Regions from separate parts of the Homo sapiens genome. Here regions 1 and 3 are each linked to region 2. The links are chromatin contacts, found by Hi-C in ENCODE. All regions are on one chromosome and are shown on one strand. Each heading gives the region's core, a stretch centred on a gene start or an enhancer-like site at or near the end of the contact. The rest is flanking DNA. Distances are from core to core; before and after follow the strand shown. Region 1 holds the start of BFAR (bifunctional apoptosis regulator). Region 2 holds the start of GDE1 (glycerophosphodiester phosphodiesterase 1). Region 3 holds the start of NTAN1 (N-terminal asparagine amidase).

What was found. A loop is a pair of places that touch in the nucleus more often than their neighbours do. Pooled maps may share reads with other maps.
Region 1: a map of CD4-positive, alpha-beta memory T cell shows a loop between it and region 2 (9-fold over the local background). The contact joins the promoter of BFAR here to the promoter of GDE1 in region 2. A Hi-C loop is called at or near these places in 2 of 168 maps with a recorded cell type or tissue (CD4-positive, alpha-beta memory T cell and naive thymus-derived CD4-positive, alpha-beta T cell) and 13 of 50 pooled maps.
Region 3: a loop to region 2 is called in a map of CD8-positive, alpha-beta T cell, with 16 times the contacts of the local background. The contact joins the promoter of NTAN1 here to the promoter of GDE1 in region 2. A Hi-C loop is called at or near these places in 1 of 168 maps with a recorded cell type or tissue (CD8-positive, alpha-beta T cell), 1 of 37 single-sample maps with no recorded cell type and 5 of 50 pooled maps.

Annotation. Positions count from the first base shown.
Region 1 is chr16:14,631,451-14,634,223 of GRCh38, forward strand. It overlaps BFAR (bifunctional apoptosis regulator), which reads left to right and starts at 1,501. Exons shown (of 8, transcript NM_016561.3): 1 at 1,501-1,568. RefSeq lists enhancers at 946-1,513, 1,514-2,083.
Region 2 is chr16:19,520,708-19,523,407 of GRCh38, forward strand. GDE1 (glycerophosphodiester phosphodiesterase 1) reads right to left here and starts at 1,391. Exons shown (of 6, transcript NM_016641.4): 1 at 997-1,391. The coding sequence starts at 1,257. RefSeq lists enhancers at 673-732, 858-1,592, 903-1,072 and a silencer at 1,183-1,352.
Region 3 is chr16:15,054,704-15,057,403 of GRCh38, forward strand. It overlaps NTAN1 (N-terminal asparagine amidase), which reads right to left and starts at 1,371. Exons shown (of 10, transcript NM_173474.4): 1 at 1,188-1,371. The coding sequence starts at 1,268. It also overlaps a transcript of PDXDC1 not described here. RefSeq lists a silencer at 742-926.

The DNA of each region.
Region 1 (2,773 bases), core at 251-2,750, 4.9 Mb before region 2:
CTTTCACAAAAGCCAACTATGAAAAGTTGGTTAGTGCCGGATGCGATGGCTCACGCCTGTGATCCTGGCACTTTGGGAGGCCGAGGCAGGCGGATTGCTTGAGGCCAGGAGCTCGAGACCAGCCTGGGCAACACGGTGAAACCCCATCTCTACTAAAATACAAAGAATTAGCCTGGCGTGGTGGCGCACCCCTGTAGTCCCAGCTACTCGGGAGGCTGAGGCAGGAGAACTGCTTGAACCCGGGAGGCGGAGGTTGCAGTGAGCCAAGATTGTGCCACTGCACTCCAACCTGGGCGACAGAGCGAGACTCCGTCTCCAAAACAAACAAACGAACAAAAGGAAAGTTGATTAGAAGACCTATTTTCAAAATCTATCTCAGCCACTTATTAGTTCTGGAATGCATTAAACCTTCCTAAACCTCAATTTCCTGGGATTGTATTGAGGCTCAGTGGTGCTAATGAATGTGAACTGGGAAGCAGCGTATTAATAAATCTGTATAAATAACTGTTTAATGGGGGCCTGGCGCCATGACTCACACCTGTAATCCCAGCGTTTTCGGGGGCTGAGGCAGGAGAATCGCCTGAACCCAGGAGTTCCAGACCAGCCTGGGGAAAAGAGCGAGACCCTGTCTCCATAAAAATAAAATGAAATTTTAAAATGAGCCAGGCGTGGTTGTGCACGCCCGTAGTCCCAACTATTCACGAGGCTGAGGTGGGATAATCGCTTGAACCCGGGAGGCGGAGGTTGCAGTGAGCCAAGATCGTGCCACTGTACGCCAGCCTGGCGGGTGAGAGTGAGACTCTGTCTCAAAAACAAACAACAACAACAAAACAAAACCAAATAATCAGCATAAGTTCTAGACGCTGTGACCTAGACGCTGGGAAGGGGCGAAACGTGGTGATAAGAAAACCATTTCAAGCTGTACGAGGTGGCTCACGCCTGTAATCGCAGCACTTTGTAAGGCTGAGGCAGGAGGATCCCTTGACGCCATATGTTCAAGATCAGCCTGGAAAACGCAGCGAGACCCCATCTCTACGAAAAAAAAAATATTTTAATAGAAATAAAAGTCATTTAATTCCGATTCTTAACACCGTAAATTGAACGTATAGTCCTGTGATTTTCTACATAAAATGTGAAGGCAAAAAATAACTGTAGAGAGTACGGTGCGGCCTTGTAATATTTTAATTTCTAGGCAAAGCTTGTATCCTCCGGATACAAGAACAGCCGCCCAGGAGGAGCGGAAACTGACACACACCCGTCACCCCTTGGGCTGTGACTGCCGAGCCCGGGTACTCGGTCTCTGGGTGAAGAGGAAGGGGCGGGACCGGCGGTATTACGCATGCGCCCACTTCCTCCGGCTGGGAGTGGCCGCTCTAGGCAGCGGGGAGGTCGCGGGGTTGAGGGGGGTTGTGAAAGGAGAGCGGCCTCTCCTCTATGGTCACGGGGCCGGGGCACGCTTCCCCCACTCTGTCTTGTTACTTCCGGTAGCGAAGCCTCTCCCTCTTCCTCTGCTCCCGCGGGGTCTGTGCTGAGAATAATGGCCCGGTTGGCCCGGGACGAGTGGAATGGTAAGCCGCGACACGGCTGGGGGGTGCTGAGGGGGCGACTCGGGCTTGATATCGGGGAGTGATGTGGAAGACGGAGCGGGAATCCCTTCTGCGGAGCCTCCCCAGCCGGGTCGTAGGAGGCGCGCGGGGCCTCTCCTCACGCAGGCCCGAGTCCTGAGCATCCCCACTCCTGGCCGCGGGGTTCGGACCCCAGCTTGGCCAACTGCGCTATCCCTTCCCGAGAGCCCCACGTCCGCACAGCCGGTCGCTGGGCCTCGCCTGCGTCCTTTCGGGGGTCAGGGTCAGAGCCACTCCCTCCTGGGGCTCCCTAGGGCGGGAAGGAGGAGGGGTCGCTTCCAAACACCTTGGAGGGGAACCACGGGGCGCCTGCCCGCCAGGAGCGCTTGCCACACCCTGCAACAGCCGGACCAGAATTGATGAGGCTTCTGATAGTCGCCACGCTGAGTTTACGGTCTAATTGTCGAGGCACGTTCCTGGCCTAAGGCGGAGCGATTGTGCCCATTCTTTAAAGTAGGGTGACCGAAGCGCAGAAGGGAGAAAGTGAAATCCCAAAGTCACACTGGGGCCAGGCAAGAACTCGGCTCTTCTGATTCTGCGACTTGCGGCTCGGAAATAACTTAGGCAAAAGAGAATTTTCTTTTTTTTCTTTTTAGAGACGGAGTCTTGCCCTGCCGCCCAGGCTGGAGTGCGGTGGAGCAATCTCGGCTCACTGCAACCTCCGCCTCCCAGGTTCAAGCGATTCTCTTGCCTCAGCCTTCTGAGTAGCTGGGATTACGGGCCCGCGTAACCACGCCCGGCTGATTTTTGTATTTTTAGTAGAGACGGGGTTTCACCATGTTGGTCAGACTGTTCTCGAACTCCTGGCCTCAAGTGACCCACTCGCCTCGGCCTCCCAAAGTGGGGAGATTACAGGCGTGAGCCACCGCGCCCGGCCGAGAATTGTCTTTTATTAAAAAAGCCGGCGGGAGGGGGCGACAGATGAGAGTCAGGTTGTGTCTAAACGGGGACCTTTGGAGGGGCAGGAGGCAGCATCCCAGCTTCCGCGGAAAACAGAGTGAGAGCCTAGACGCTGTTAAGCCCTCAACTGTCGCCATTGGGTCCTCCCCGCCGAAGCCCATTGGTCGGTCCTTTGCAAGGGGGGTGGTCTTGATGTCATGCTCCAAATCGCCAATAGGAAAGAGCTTTACTCTCTTCCCAGGACACAC
Region 2 (2,700 bases), core at 141-2,640:
GAGTGAGACTCTGTAAAGTAAAAAAAAAAAAAAGAAGAAGAAGGAAGGAAGAAGAGAGAGAAAAATAAAAAAGAAGAGAATCAGATATATTTACACAGATGCAAAAGTGCCTAATCCACTGAAAAGCCCTCTCTGTAAGCTGTCATTATTATGAAGCTAGGAGAATGCCAAGAGCTGGGAGGTATCAAAAGTTTCAGGAGTGCCTTGTGAAAAGGAGGGGGCAGAAACTGATGTGAGTCCAGCTGCCAGGGTTGTGCGAGTGCGAATGTGTGTGTCTGGGGAAAAGGTGATAAGGAAATGACTCAAGTGATTTACAAGACAAGCAAACGTATGTCTTGTGAAGGGTGATCTATTTAGACTAACCTCAATTACTGACCAAGAACCTATTTGACCTGACCCATTTTCTACTTCATTCACACACCAGTCTTTGTTCTCTTCCTTGAAGTCAGGCCACACACTGCCTCTTCTGTTACCTGAACACCCCTATATTATTCCCATCTCAGGACCTTCTGCACCTGCCTGGCTCCTTATAATTCCGGTTTCTGTTCAAATGTTGCTTCTTCGGAGACGATTTCTCTTGACTATTCCATCTAAATAAAATAGCGTAACTCTTTCCTTCGAGTTCCCCCGATTTCTTCATTGCACCTTTCACTCTCTTAAAGTTATCTCATTTATGTGTTTACTTGTTTAAGGCTTGCCTCCCCCATTCCGATGTACACTCTGTAAACCAGGGACACTTTTGACCTTGTTCCTGGCTGTATGTAACCTTAGCGTCAGGCGCACAGAAACTATATACATATCTGCTGTCTTCTGTAAATATAAAACCTCAAGTCCGGAGATCCCTAGACACTGGGAGCGATCAAGGGCCGGGAGTGTGCCTTGTGGACGAATGAGGAAGTGGGAAGGCCGTCCTGAGAAGATCGGGGAACCCTGGGAAGGAAAAGTAGAAGTCCGAGCTCTCGGGAGGACCGAGGGGCGCGAACGTGGGGGTCTCACCTGCCGAATGGCCGCCAGCGTGTTCTCGGGCGCGTCGTGGCTGCCGCCACGGTGGGCGATGGCAGAAATGCGGTCCCGGGGCTTGAGCACCTGCAGGGCCCTGCAAGAGGGCACCGGCTCAAAGCTGAAGACGCGCAGTAGAACGAAGAGGCTGCCGGTGAGGAGGCAGGCATTGACCGGGCTCCGCGTCACCAGCAGCAGCACTAGCAGCAGGAAGGAGAAAGGGCCCAGGAGGCCGCCCTGGTCCTCCCACAGCCACATGCCGGCGCCCGCACCGGCACGGACGGGAGTCCCGGACCCGCCGGGCTCCTGGGGCAGTAGAACGAGAAGCGAGGGGGAGGGTCCAAGGCACCGGCAGCAGCAGGAACCCTCTGAGGGGACCAGCGCCGCACAATGGCGGCAGCAGACACATCCAGAGAGGGAGTCGGCCGCCCAGCCAATCAGGGATCGGGATTCGCAGCGCCAGTGGGCGGAGCCGCTCCATGGCAACGGGGGAGGGCCCAGGCCCCAGGCCCCAGGCTCACGTTCCAAATCTAAGGTGGGTTAGGGTTTTCCGAGGTCTGAACTTCAACCTGGGCGTTCAGACTCCTAGGCGAGAAAAGGAGGGATAAGAACCATCCTAAAGCTGTAGGACTGGAAGGGATTTTAGTGACTCCTTTATCTGCCCTTGAGGAAACTGAATTCCAGGGAACCTGGAGAGGCAGGATGCTTAGACTATCAATTCAATTCAATTCAATTCAGTTCAGTTCAGTTCAATTCAAGATGTGCCAAATACCGGTCCAGGTGCTCCGGACACAGTTGAACAGGACCTACAGGGTTTTTGCTCTTATGGGATTCACATTCTTGTGGGAGGAAATAAAAGTTAGCAAGTACACCTAACGTTTACAGAGCACTTACCATGTCCCAGGTACTTGACGAGCAAACACTTTATATGCTTATCTCATTCTCAATACAGCCTAACAGTTACTATCAGGAGACTGATTTCAATCGACTTTATTTTCCAGATTCTGGGGGACTGGAAGAGCCTAGCAAAGAAGGCACAATCGGATTATAAAACTGGAAGGGGTTTTAAGGATTCCCTTATTTCATAGATGCGGAAACTGAGGATAGGTGAATTAAGCAGTTAATGGCAGGGTGGGGACTGACATAAAGGCCTCCCCAGTGATTTGTGACATTTTCACTCCTCCTCCCCCTAATCTTACTTCTGCTAAGGGCTTTTGTACCAGGCACTGTACAGGAGTTACCTCAACTGTGCCTCACAACCACCCTTGTGATAGGCACTTTTAAAACCCCCATTTTACATATGCAAAAACAGGCACTGGAAGGAGGGTAAGAGAGATAGACCATGAAGCCGAGTTAGGGAGTGAAAAGGGGCCCCTGGACATATTTTGGAGGGCTGGTAACATTTTTATGTAGAGAACTTTGCAAAAATATTCAGGGATTTTTCTGTTACCTTTTTTTCCTTTAGTGCATTTTCCCACTGATTTGCAAAAGGGGATAGATGTCTTAAGCCTTCCAGTTGGCATCTAGGATTCAGCCTTTTTTTTTTTTTCTTTCAGACAGTCTCACTCTATCGCCCAGGTTGGAATGCAGTGGTGCAATCATGGCTCACTGCAACGTCGACCTCCTGGGCTCAAGCGATCTTCCGACCTCAGCCTCCCGAGTAGCTGGGATCACAGGCTCGCGCCACCCCACCCGGCTAAC
Region 3 (2,700 bases), core at 121-2,620, 4.5 Mb before region 2:
ATTTATGCAGCAAATCTTTACTGAGCGCCAATTCTATGCCAGGGACCGTCCTACACTCTGAGGATACAAAAGTGAGGACACTACTCTTATCTGCCTTCAGGAGGCTTACATTCTGGCGACAGACCAATAGAGAACAAACAAGCAAACAAAATAATCACAAACTGTACAGCTGTGACAGATGAAACCTCTAAATGCCTTCCCCAACCCAACACACTTGGTCAGGTTCCTGTGCTTCCCATCTCAGAGTGAAAGGGGACGCTTTTTCTTTATGGTACTTAACAGTTTATAGTATCTGAGCCTTCTTCATCAGAAACCATTCTCCCTTCTAGACTATAAACACTCCGAGGGCAGGGACAGTGATCAGTACGTTGCCCAACAGATATTAGGGGCTCGATATTTGACTCTCAAATCAAGGAACTGATTGATTCCCCTTTAACAGGATCTATGGCAAATAGGACGTCTGCCCCCGCCGCCACGCCCCGCTCTTTTTAAAACCTGAGAACCCCCTTGCCAACAGTCCCTGCATAAGCGTGGACAAGAGTTCAGAGATCTATTTGAGCACAAAAGCAGAAAAAACAAAAACAAAACCCGTGCATCAGGGCGTGGTCCTATGGCCCAGCTGCGGAAAGCAGGGCTCTCTCTCCCGGCTAAAAATAACTCGGCGCCCTACGCCCCGGGGGTAGGGGAGAGAGAGGAGGAAGGACTGGGGGTCCCCGCCAAGATCCCCCAGGCCAAACGCTCTCCGAAGCCCACCCTGGAATAACCTCCTGCTTCACGGGGACGCAAGGACGAAGCAACGTTCACCGCAGGCTGCGGGTCCCCGAAGGCGGGCGGCCGGATTTGCCTAAACGGACCCAGCCCTATGGGGGCTGCAGCCGCCCCGTCGGGGAATGGGGGTCCCGGCGTGTCCCCGAGCCGCAGTGCTGTGCGACCTTGGGCAAGTCACCTAACCTCTCTGGGCCCCCGTCCCCTCCCTTGTCAGAGAGTGGCCTCCGGGGCAGCCCGCTGAAGTCTAAAGAAGGCAAAAACTCCCCGACCCCTCAAGGGGAAGACGCGAGCCGACGGCCGGGGCTCCGGATGTGCCAACAGCGCCAAGTTTCAAGTCTGTGTCGCGTGAGGGGGGCGCTAGCCCGCCCTGCAGCTTCCCCTCGGGCCCGCCCCGAAGCCCCGCGCCGCGCCCCACTCACCTCCAAAGGCGGGTGGGCTCGGACGAGGTCCCCGGCTGACTGCGGCAGCCGCACTCGCCGCCCCTCGACGAGCAGCGGCATCGCGGAGGCGGCCGCCCAGGCAGGCCCAGGGAGGCGGCGGCCCCCCGCTTTGCAGCCCCGGGCCGCCCGCCGCCCCCGCCCCTCGGGCCGCGCGTCCCGCCTCGTCCTGCCCCGCCCCACCGCGGGCGCTGCCGGGAAGTGGAGTCCAGGCGGAGGCGGTGCCGGCCGAAGAGACTGGAGAAATCCAGGACATGGCCGCAAGGCCTCACGGGAAATGTAGTCCAAAGCCAGGAAGTGGCCCTGGAAGCAGCGCGCGGCCCGCCTCCTCCGCAAGGGGCGCTGGGAAGTGTAGTCCCAAAAGCGTGGGAGTGAAGGAGCGGGGAAAGGAGAGCTGCCAGGGAGCAGCTGCACCAGCCAAGAGAGCCTCCGGGCGAGTTCCTGGGGCGGGTTCTGGCTCCGACTGCTGCGCTTTAGGTCATTGCTCCACGCTTCCCAGGTGTGTGACCTTCCACAAGCTTGAGTTTGGGACCCTGCTGTGCAGCTCCGTAGGATTGCATTCAATGAGTAATAATAAACCTAATCAGGCGGGCACGGTGGCTCACGCCTGTAATCCCAGCACTTTGGGGGGCCGAGGCAGGAGGATCGCTTGAGGCCAGGAGTTCGAGACCAGCCTGGGCAACATAGTGAGACCCACCCTCCCCCATACCCTCGTCTCTGCCAAAAATTTAAAAATTAACTGGGCACGGTGGCATGCACCTGTGATCCCAGCCACTCTGTAGGCTGAGGCGGGAGGATCTCTTGACCCCAGGAGTGGGAGGCTGCAATGAGCTATGTTTGGGCACTGCAGAGGGACACTCTGTTTCTGAAAATAATAAAAATAAATGTAAACGGTCTTAAACTGAGAAAATAGATCCTGAACTGTGCTAGCCCCACGTACTAAAGAGATCATCGATTAACACGTCGTGATTGGAATGCAATAGGCCACTCACAGGTGGGCTGGGAACCGTGGGGGAAGGATTTGCGGATACTGACTGCAGAGCCCCTAATCTGAGGACAGGTCCCCAAGGTGAGAGGCGTCTCACCGTGGAGCTCTCTTCTAAAACTTGGAAATATTGCTCAAATTCATCCAACTCTGCAGCACATTAACAAAAAGTAATTTTACAAAAGATACAGAGGAGCCACATGATACAGCAGAAACTTTATTAGAATTTTATCATCTGTATTCATCGTCTTCTTTCATAAATCTCCCCCTCAGCTTACACACCCCGTTCAACAAAAATACCAGGAAATTTACTAAAGAAATGACTGTAGAAGATGGTGTTCCCATCGCCAGGTTACCCAACTTCTCACCCAAAATAACTCTATTTCTAGCTACCAGGAAATTATTTCTCTGTATTATTACACCTACATTTCTCATTTGTCCTTACAAATGTAGGAGCTACTATCAACACCTCATTTGTCATTTGTCCTCACAAATGTAGGAGCTACTATC